Linked DNA regions of Homo sapiens: region 1 is linked to region 2. The links are chromatin loops, found by intact Hi-C in ENCODE. Cell type or tissue: PC-3. All regions are shown on one strand. Each heading gives the region's core, and the rest is flanking DNA. Links, peaks and the distances in the headings are about the cores only.

What was found. A loop is a pair of places that touch in the nucleus more often than their neighbours do. Peaks named below come from ENCODE experiments on the same cell type or tissue, not always from the same donor. Only the 100,000 strongest peaks of a DNase experiment are listed, where the experiment ranks them.
Region 1: it touches region 2 in a loop (3-fold over the local background); 6 of 110 quality-filtered maps call a loop at or near these places.

What each region holds. Positions count from the first base shown.
Region 1 is chr14:51,294,095-51,298,492 of GRCh38, reverse strand. It overlaps LOC124903315 (a long non-coding RNA gene), which reads right to left. Exons shown (of 2, transcript XR_007064164.1): 2 at 1,991-4,398. Among named protein-coding and RNA genes, the nearest start is that of LINC00519, 32 kb to the left of the region's middle. In PC-3, for the core only: no CTCF peak of the experiment used is centred there; a DNase peak (open chromatin) is centred at 2,632; H3K27ac peaks cover 1,115 bases.
Region 2 is chr14:51,440,751-51,445,148 of GRCh38, reverse strand. It overlaps a transcript of FRMD6 not described here. Among named protein-coding and RNA genes, the nearest start is that of LINC02310, 46 kb to the right of the region's middle. In PC-3, for the core only: no CTCF peak of the experiment used is centred there; DNase peaks (open chromatin) are centred at 2,128, 2,448 and 3,938; H3K4me3 peaks cover 1,225 bases; H3K27ac peaks cover 3,806 bases.

The DNA of each region.
Region 1 (4,398 bases), core at 193-4,192, 150 kb after region 2:
ATTGATTACATGAATTAAATAATGATTTGTTTATTCTGATGGTGGCACCAAGGGGTAGCTTGGTGTTACGCTGTGTGTGGCAGGACTGCAGGAGGGGGCGGTGAGGGAGCATCTTTGACTGCTCAACAATCTCCATCGGTTCTTCCTCATCATCATCCACTCCAAATAAACAGTTAACATGAGAAGAGACAAGTCATTTTGCAATATAAGATCACCTTTAAGTCAAGTATCTTTGCCATTCCCTTTCTGTCTCAAAACCAGACTAAAGTCCCAATCCCCAACCCTGTAGAAACTTTAGAACCATTTTTGAAAGTCTTTCACTCTGATTAGTGTGAAGGTTCCATGAAGGCATGCACTATGTCTTGTTCACCCTTGAATCCCAGCACCTAAGACAGTACTTAGCACACGGTAAGCAACCAAGTATATGAGTGAATGAATGAATGACTTAGGACTCCCAGGTTAGTGCTCTTCCACCATACCACTCTGCCTCCCCTAAGATTGAAGCCCACAGAAACTTCTACCTTTGCACATTCTCTACTTCAGATGAAAGCACAGCCTTGCTGGGGTCAGGGGCTTGGAAAAACACAGCCCCGACAGACAATTCTTGGTCATGGTTTTAGCTGAAATGTTTCATCTCGCACGCAGTGCCCTTTCAGGAGGGCAGGGCTCCCCTCTTAAGCCATTCCCAGAAAATAAGGAGAGGACTCAGACCCAACAGAATTAACACAGGAAAGACAGAACATTTGAGGGCCCAGATGTCCTTCTCTTCATCCAGGCTCTCAACACATGGAATACCGAAACCTTTTCCAGCCCCTTTCTCACAATCACCTGGAGATGCTGGTTTAAAGATGCCAATTCCAGGATTCCACCCTAGACCTATTGAATCAGAATCTCTGGGGGTGATCTGAGGAACCTGTGTTTTTAACAAGCTCTCCACCAAAAACAAATGCTTGTTTTTAACAAGGATTGGAGATTTTTTAACAAACATCTCCAACGCTGATACCTGCTACTCTGAAACGTCTTGACTCTTAAGTCACGGCCCAGCCTATGATGTTCAGAGGCTGACCATCAGTTTAGGCCATGCCAGGCCCATGAGGTAGGGGAATTTCATGGAACTCAATGAGACTCCATTCAACCTGACCTTTTTTTTTGCATTTTTAAATTAGAGTATAACAGTCACCACCAGTGGCGAATGGCCTGGATAGCTGCCCCTGCAGCCTCCCCCAGTCTTATCCATATCACAGTCTGGAGATCTCTGACCCCGTCAGAGGGAGAGGAAAACTCAATGATTGGGACCTGGTTTCTGTCACTTAAAAAAAAAAAAAAAAAAAAAAAACAAAGTTCAAAGTTCCAGATTGAACCTGGGTGGCACAGGAATGCAGGGGCTTTTCTTTGTTTATTTTGAGGAAGAGCAGGGACACATTGGCAACCAAATCCCAAAACCAAGACGGAATCACAAAGCCATTTCCCGGGTGTCTTGTTGCTCAAGAATCTCCCTCTCCCTTGTTGCTGGGTCTAGACGCAGCCTCCTGTTAAGGCAGAATACTTACTCACTAAAAGTTCCCATTTTACGTCTAGGAGGGGCCAAGGACCAAGTCACAACAAATCCAAAATGCTCAACAGTGGTTAATGGATGCTTTCATTCTTTAAAATATGGGCACTTTTAGGAAATATATAACAACCAGAATACCTCTCCCTACCACCACCAAAATGCACACAGTGCTCAGGACTGTTTATATAATTTCAAGTGTACACGGGTTCCCTGTAGCCTATCCATGGAACGCTGGCGATGGGGCCCAGATTAAGAACGATCATAAACATATTGAAGAATTAAAAACCTGAAATGTCTAGAAAGGTTTATCCACACCTGAGGAAATTCAAGGTGGGGATGGGATGGGATGGATGAGGACACAAGCTTGAAAATATTCTCTTTACTCATGTCTTGATTGTTAATAGAAATCTGGCAGAAATAAAATAGATATATGCAATATTTGTTTCTGGTCCTTTTATTAATCTGAAGTAATTTTGTTATTTTAGGGACATTAAAAATTCATCATACAGAATTTAATATACTCATAAAATAATCATGCTTCATAAATTTAAAGGTATAATCTTGGAGATGATTAAATATTTACTAGTTGAATTTACTTTAAAACGTTTTATATTTGTTGTAGGGTGCTGAAACTGCTAGGCTTTTTTAAAATCTAGGGTTAGTTTTTGCTGGTTTATAAGAAGCATTCCAAAACTGCAAATTCTTTCTTTAAATAAAGAACTGTACTCTTTTTTAAAAAAATCCATTGTCCATCTCACATTCACATGTCTAGAAGGAGGACAGGTCCTGGACACTTGCTCTATTCCTCCACACTCTTGAGACCTGTCCTATCTCCTGTGTGTTCTGAGTCATTAGGGCAAGTAGCACCACAGGCACATAGTCCCTGATCGGCCATGTGCCGACCTCTGTACTGATTCTCAAAAGACTAAGCCCACCAGCAAAAGAGGCACTAGGTCTGTCTGCCTTTTCTTTTAAAAATGGTAGTAACTCCCTGAATGTTATAAGCTTACATTTGTACCATTTTCCATTGATCCTAAGACACACCTTATGAGTCACCAGGAGCAACACCATCCTTTAGACGACATGATACACTGCTTTAACTATAGTTATCCAGTCATGCAAGCCTCTGATTGCTTTGACGTTTCTTTCATTCATCCAAGATGTGCCAGCAGTTTCTGCTGTCACTCGACTGGGCTTGTGATGGTCAATCCTTCTGTGAAACTCATTAACAGTTTCTTCTACTTAAGGGATGGCTCTTCCTCTCTTAGGCTCCAGAAAGCAGTTCGGTTGTTACTTTGCAAAAATTATGCACTATTGTGTTCATTCCTCCAACCATGCGTATCTGCTTCACTAATATCAAATTAAAGTCCTGCTGCTCTGTTTCTACGCCTTTTTGCACACAAGGTAATTTTTCATTTTAATGTCAAATCATAGTATAATTTTTTGAGGATCTTCTAAACGCAATTAAATTCAACACCTATACCATCAACAATGCATCCAATTCAATTGACATGATGACAGTGTGAACTGCCATGATATTATTAACGACTGTATCTCCACAGAGCCTGACCAACACCATGAGCTGATCCCCAGAGATGTTAGGATGTGACAGATGTGCATTCTGGAATCAATTAAATAGGGCTCCCACACTGTAACCCTGTGCTCTTGTCTTAATGTCTGGCTGACCCGTGGTCATAACTAAAATGAAGAGGAAAATAATTCCAACTAAGAATAGGATAATGATGAATCAAATAGTCCTTTCACTTCCTGCAATGTTCTGACTCCTTTCCGTTACGTGTCTTAAAGTGAGGGACTCAGAGCTATCTTTCTTACCTACTCACCAACAGTATGTCATGTTAGTTTGCTGTGATCTTAATGACAATATCCTGCTACATCTCTTTTTCCTCCCTCAATCTGTCTCTTTTTCTCCGCTAATAACATGGAAGGGGAACCAACTCTTATTTCATCTAGCTACACTAATACTACAACTTTGAGTTTACAAATTTCCTTCCTCTCATTTTTTAATCACAATTCCCCATAATAACTTTATTGAGTAGTAGAGAGGGGGAGAGACTATGAATTTGTGGATGATGTAACTGGGACAAAAAAGAGTTGGTAGGAAAACCAATATTAGCACTTAGCCTCCCAAACTTGAGTATCTTGTTCTCTGTTGTTCTGTTTTGTTTTGTTTTTTTGAGAAGGAGTCTCGCTCTGTTGCCCAGGCTGGAGTGCAGTGGCTGATTTCGGCTCACTGCAAGCTCCGCCTCCCGGGTTCATGGCATTCTCCTGCCTCAGCCTCTGGAGTAGATGGGACTACAGGCACCCGCCACCACGCCTGGCTAATCTTTTTGTATTTTTAGTAGAGACGGGGTTTCACTGCATTAGCCAGGATGGTCAATCTCCTGACCTCGTGATCCGCCCACCTTGGCCTCCCAAAGTGCTGGGATAATAGGCATGAGCCACTGCGCCAGGCCTGTTCTCTGATTTTAAGACCCCTTTGGGAAGAGCCATCCCACAAACAGAAGAAACTGTTAATGAGATCCCCAAAAGAATCTCTCATCACAAGCTAACCTTCTGGATGGGAGGAATGTATGTGGATTCCTAAAAGTTGAAGGCTGCTTCTATATGTTCAGTTTAGTAAGTACTCCTATAAAGACAGTACACAAGGCTTGCCAGGCAGGGTACTGTCGGGTATTCCGGGAGGAAAGTCATTGCTCCAGCCTCCTCTGCCTCATAATCTAGAGCCGTTCTCAATTCCGGGATGGGGGAAGAGGCAGGGAGGGGGCACTTCATCTTGTGAATCAGCTTACATTTACAGGCCCCAGAAAATTGTTCCAGATCCCTCC
Region 2 (4,398 bases), core at 280-4,279:
TCCAGCTTCTCTTGGCAGGGAGCAAATCTATGCCAAGATTCACTGAGGTTTTGGTGGTCAACTGGATGGCAGCAGACCCTCTCTTTCTTCCTGGGTCCATTGAACAAATAAAAAAATTAATAGTTGATCAAAGTTGAGCCATTTCCAGGCTCCTGAGGCATTTCAATGATCATTATAGTATTATATCATTGAATAAGTTTTCAAGTACAGTGCATTAGGTAGGAGGTGGGGGAAGAACTTAAAAGGAACAGCTCTGAGGAGCTGCTTCATCTCGGGCCAGATGGGAATGGACTGGGATGTGGGTTCTCTAGACACCAACATCGACAACAAGGAGCTCTCAAGCACACAGATGCCTCCGCCCCCTATCAGTTGCACAGGGTTTCTCGCTAAAGCAGTTTAGAAAAACAATTTAGACATCTGAAGAATAAAACTCTAAGGGTATAGGGCTCCGTGACTTCTTGCCAGAGCCAAGAAGAAGCTGGCTCTCGACCTCACCTGCCATCACCATTCAAGGCAGACAGAGCCTTCAAAGTGCTTAAAAGAGATGAGTCAGAAGTCCAAATTCCCTTGCTCTCTCTCAGTTTTCATCAGCACCACAAGAATAGGCTGGAATTTTACTAAACGACTGAACACACACATTGCTAACAATGGATTCGTTACAGACTGTCCAGGGAAAACAGGAGAGAAAAAAATGAATGGCAGTGTAACCCCAGTTTCATATCATGGCAACCCTGTACAAACAACTCTCAGCGCAACCACATGCCAGTTCTCATCTTCACCTCCCAGACCCAGGTAGTCCTCAAGAGACAAAGCTCAGGAGCTAATCTCAGCATCTGATGGCAACAAAATTACCATTAAGCCTCTTGCCAGTGGGGCCAGCACTCACCAGGAAAAACTTACTCTGTTAGATAAAAACCCACTGCTGGGCGTGGTGGCTCACGCCTGTAATCCCGGCACTTTGGGAGGCCAAGGCGGGTGGATCACCTAAGGTCAGGAGTTCGAGACCAGCCTGGTCAACATGGCAAAACCCTGTCTCAACTAAAAATACAAAAATTAGCCAGGCTTGGTGTCAGTTGCCTGTAATCCCAGCTACTTGGGAGGCTGAAGCGGAAGAATCACTTGAACCTGGGAGGTGGAGGTTGCAGTGAGCCAAGATTGCACCATTGCACTCCAGCCTGGACAACGAGAGGAAAAAAAAAAAAAAACTCACAACTTGCTTGAAAGGGATAATTCATTCTCCCTACCTTTACCCCAAATATGCATGTATACATGCCATGTTTTCTGAAAAGGAATGATGTTTGTTATTTCTCTATTGGTGGAGATAAGCCTTGTTCTGGCATTCCTGGCAAATGCTCAGGAAACAATGTCCTGGTTGTTTTTTAAAGGAGAGACTACTTCAGAAGGACTTGGGGAGAGAGATCTTTTGTACGATTTCTCTTGGAAGATGGGGATGGAGGCTGCAGCAAGGCAGACTTTCAGAGAGAAGAGTATGGCACAAACCCCGCATGGGAAAGACCAACTCCTCATCCTGTGCATCATTTGTACCTTCAGCCCGGTCAGGCCCAGAAAGACTGCATATCCAGTGCAAGCTGGTGGAGATGCAGCCTTTGGTTTCATAAAGCACAGGGTGTTTTGCTCATTCATATTTGGGGGCAAGAGCTTGTGCATTTTTTGGCAGCCATAAACCTTGCCATATGCTGATAGAGAGAGTGAGGGTTGAATTAACACGCTGCCTCATCTTTTGGTGGATCACAGCTGAGTCATATCCATTTTGACACTCAGAGAATATAAATAGAAAGATTTTGGGGACAGAAATGAGAAATCTATACATCTTGGACTTTTTCAAGTTCTTCTGGCTAGCATGTGCTGTTTTCCTTAGCAGACTTGCCCATGATGAAACAAAGTCAGAGAAAGAACAGCCTTTGCTCAAACTTTTGAATGTCTTTGATACATTAGATTGGAAAAGACTGTTTGAAAGATAGGGAACAAATATGTTTTATTTCATTGAACTATGTGTGTGTCCTGAGCCAGTAGTGGCAAGAAGGGGGAGAAGCCTATGGATGATGCACGTAAGATTAAAATCCTGCAGGGTTTTTCCCCATCCTGGTGCCTTCACAACCTCAAGTATGGGGAAGCCAGAGTCATGCAGTGATTTATGCACCAGGAATCCAAGCTCAGAAAGCATGCAGGCATAAGGCCAGGCACTGGTGATTTCTGCTATTTTGCACTCCATGGTTTCTTGAGAAAATGGTACGTCACTCTGTTTGTTTTCTTGCTGTTCTTCTGAGGTGGAATGGAACATAAAGCTTCAACATGTTTTGTACCAAAATGGTTATACTAAAGAGGTCTGGCATATAGTTATCCTAAAGGGGGCTGCCCAAGAGGAGGAAGAAGTGACCAGCAATGTCTCATTAGCAGCCATAGACCTGGGAGACTCAACATGTCAAATATGTCAACAAACATTTCCTGAGTAGTCACTAGAATAGCATCCATTTAAAAGGCATAGTTTCTGCCCTGAGGAGCTTATAATATGTGGGGAGCAGGGTAAGAGATAAATACTTAATAAGCAGAAGATAGTAAAACTAAAGACAAGCAAGGCAGAGGCTTTCTAGAAGTTTGCTAGAATAGAAGTAGAGATAGGAAAACTCACAAGGCCATTTAGACTCAAGAGTAGCCTTCCCTCTGGAGGTCTAATTTAATTAGCACTATCACTGGGCAATTACTAAAATTATTCATCAAGGGATGGAATTTAAAACCTTCGAAAAAAGAGGGGTGGGAGTACATGTGTATATGTGAGAGAAAGAGAATGAGAGAAGAGAAAGGAAAGGAGAGAAGAGAAAGAGAAAGGAGGAGGGAAGATTAGGGAGGCAAAGAAAGGACAAGAGAGAGCGGAGGAGGGGAGAAGGGATCCCTAACCTAGATTGAATCCCCCAATGCTCAAAACCACTGAGCACTTTCTACTCTCAGAATTGTTAAAGTCACTGTCATCCACAAATGCTTTTAAGATTTTGAAATATATGAGAAACATTTAATGTGCTTCACAGAATAAGCTAGATAAAAACGGTCCTTACACTGCAACTGCTGGCACTCCCCTGGGCTGTCTGATGGTACGAAGTTTTGAGCACACACACGGATGATAACAAGCCTGTAAGGCTTGTCAAGAAACTTGACTTTTCAGGTGTTTGAATAAAGAAGACAGCATATTTTTGTATTCATCTCGGTTAACAGATATAAAAGATTAATTATGTCATTAAGTAGTATATAATTTTCAAGCACATTTAATGTCACTGCATATTTACAGTAATTTTCAAAGGAATTTTGCATCATTATATTATTCCCACAACAAGATTTTTTAAATGTTTTTCTGAAATTCTATAGTTCTAAGAAGAGCTCTATGTACCTTCTTGGAGCTTCATCCCAACGTCAATTTAGGAAGAAGCGTAGCTAATGTTAAAACTCTACACGCATGGGTTTACATTTAGACACCTGCATTCTCTCTGTCCATCTGTCTCTCCCTCTCTTTCACAGATTTGAGACACAGGAACTAAAACTGGACCAAGGCTCCTAGTAAGGATCACAGAATAGAAGTATTTTGGTTCAATTCCCCTCCCAAAAGACATATAAAAGTTTAAAAGAATGGAAAATTAAAAAATTTACAATCCCACCTTCTTTAGTGAAAGTAGGATACAGCCACAACTCTCAACCTCAGTTTCTGAGGATTGGATGCTAAGCAGAGTGAAAGTGGGACCTAACTGAGGGAAGGCATAAGAATAGCCACAAGCCTCTATAGATTTCTGGTAGGATATGGAGTTCTCCAAAAGGGGTGGCCCAGCAATTGCCTGATAGAAGTGTCAGGGCCTGGAACTGTGGGCAGGGCCCGAAAGCCTCCCTGTGTCCAGTTCCAGGTTGTGGAGCATTTGGCAAGGCTGCCTGATACTTAGCATACAATGTGTCCATATAACAGAGAGGAGGTCCCGCCCTCTGGCTGCAGAAGGAGCACCAGTGGAGGTTGGGTTTATAGCAGTGACTCCATGCCTGCTGGTAAACAGTTCTCAGCCAAAGATGATTCCACATCCCAAGGAGGCATTTGGCAATATCTGAAGATATTTTTATTTGCCACAACAGGTATCAAGTGGGTAAAGGCATAGAGGCCAAAGATGTTCTAAACATCTAAAAGTTGCAGAACTTTCCCTTGGATTATACAGCCCCAAATCTTAATAGTGCCAGGGTTAGGAAGCTCTCTGATCTTGGACAAATCTCTTAACTTTTCTTAGCCTTAATGTCCTACTCTGAAGAATGGGACTAATAAATAGCTTCTTGATTGAGTTGTTAGGCTGATTAATTCAGACACATGATTTATATGAAGCAATATTTTGCACAGTGCTTGACACGTTGTAA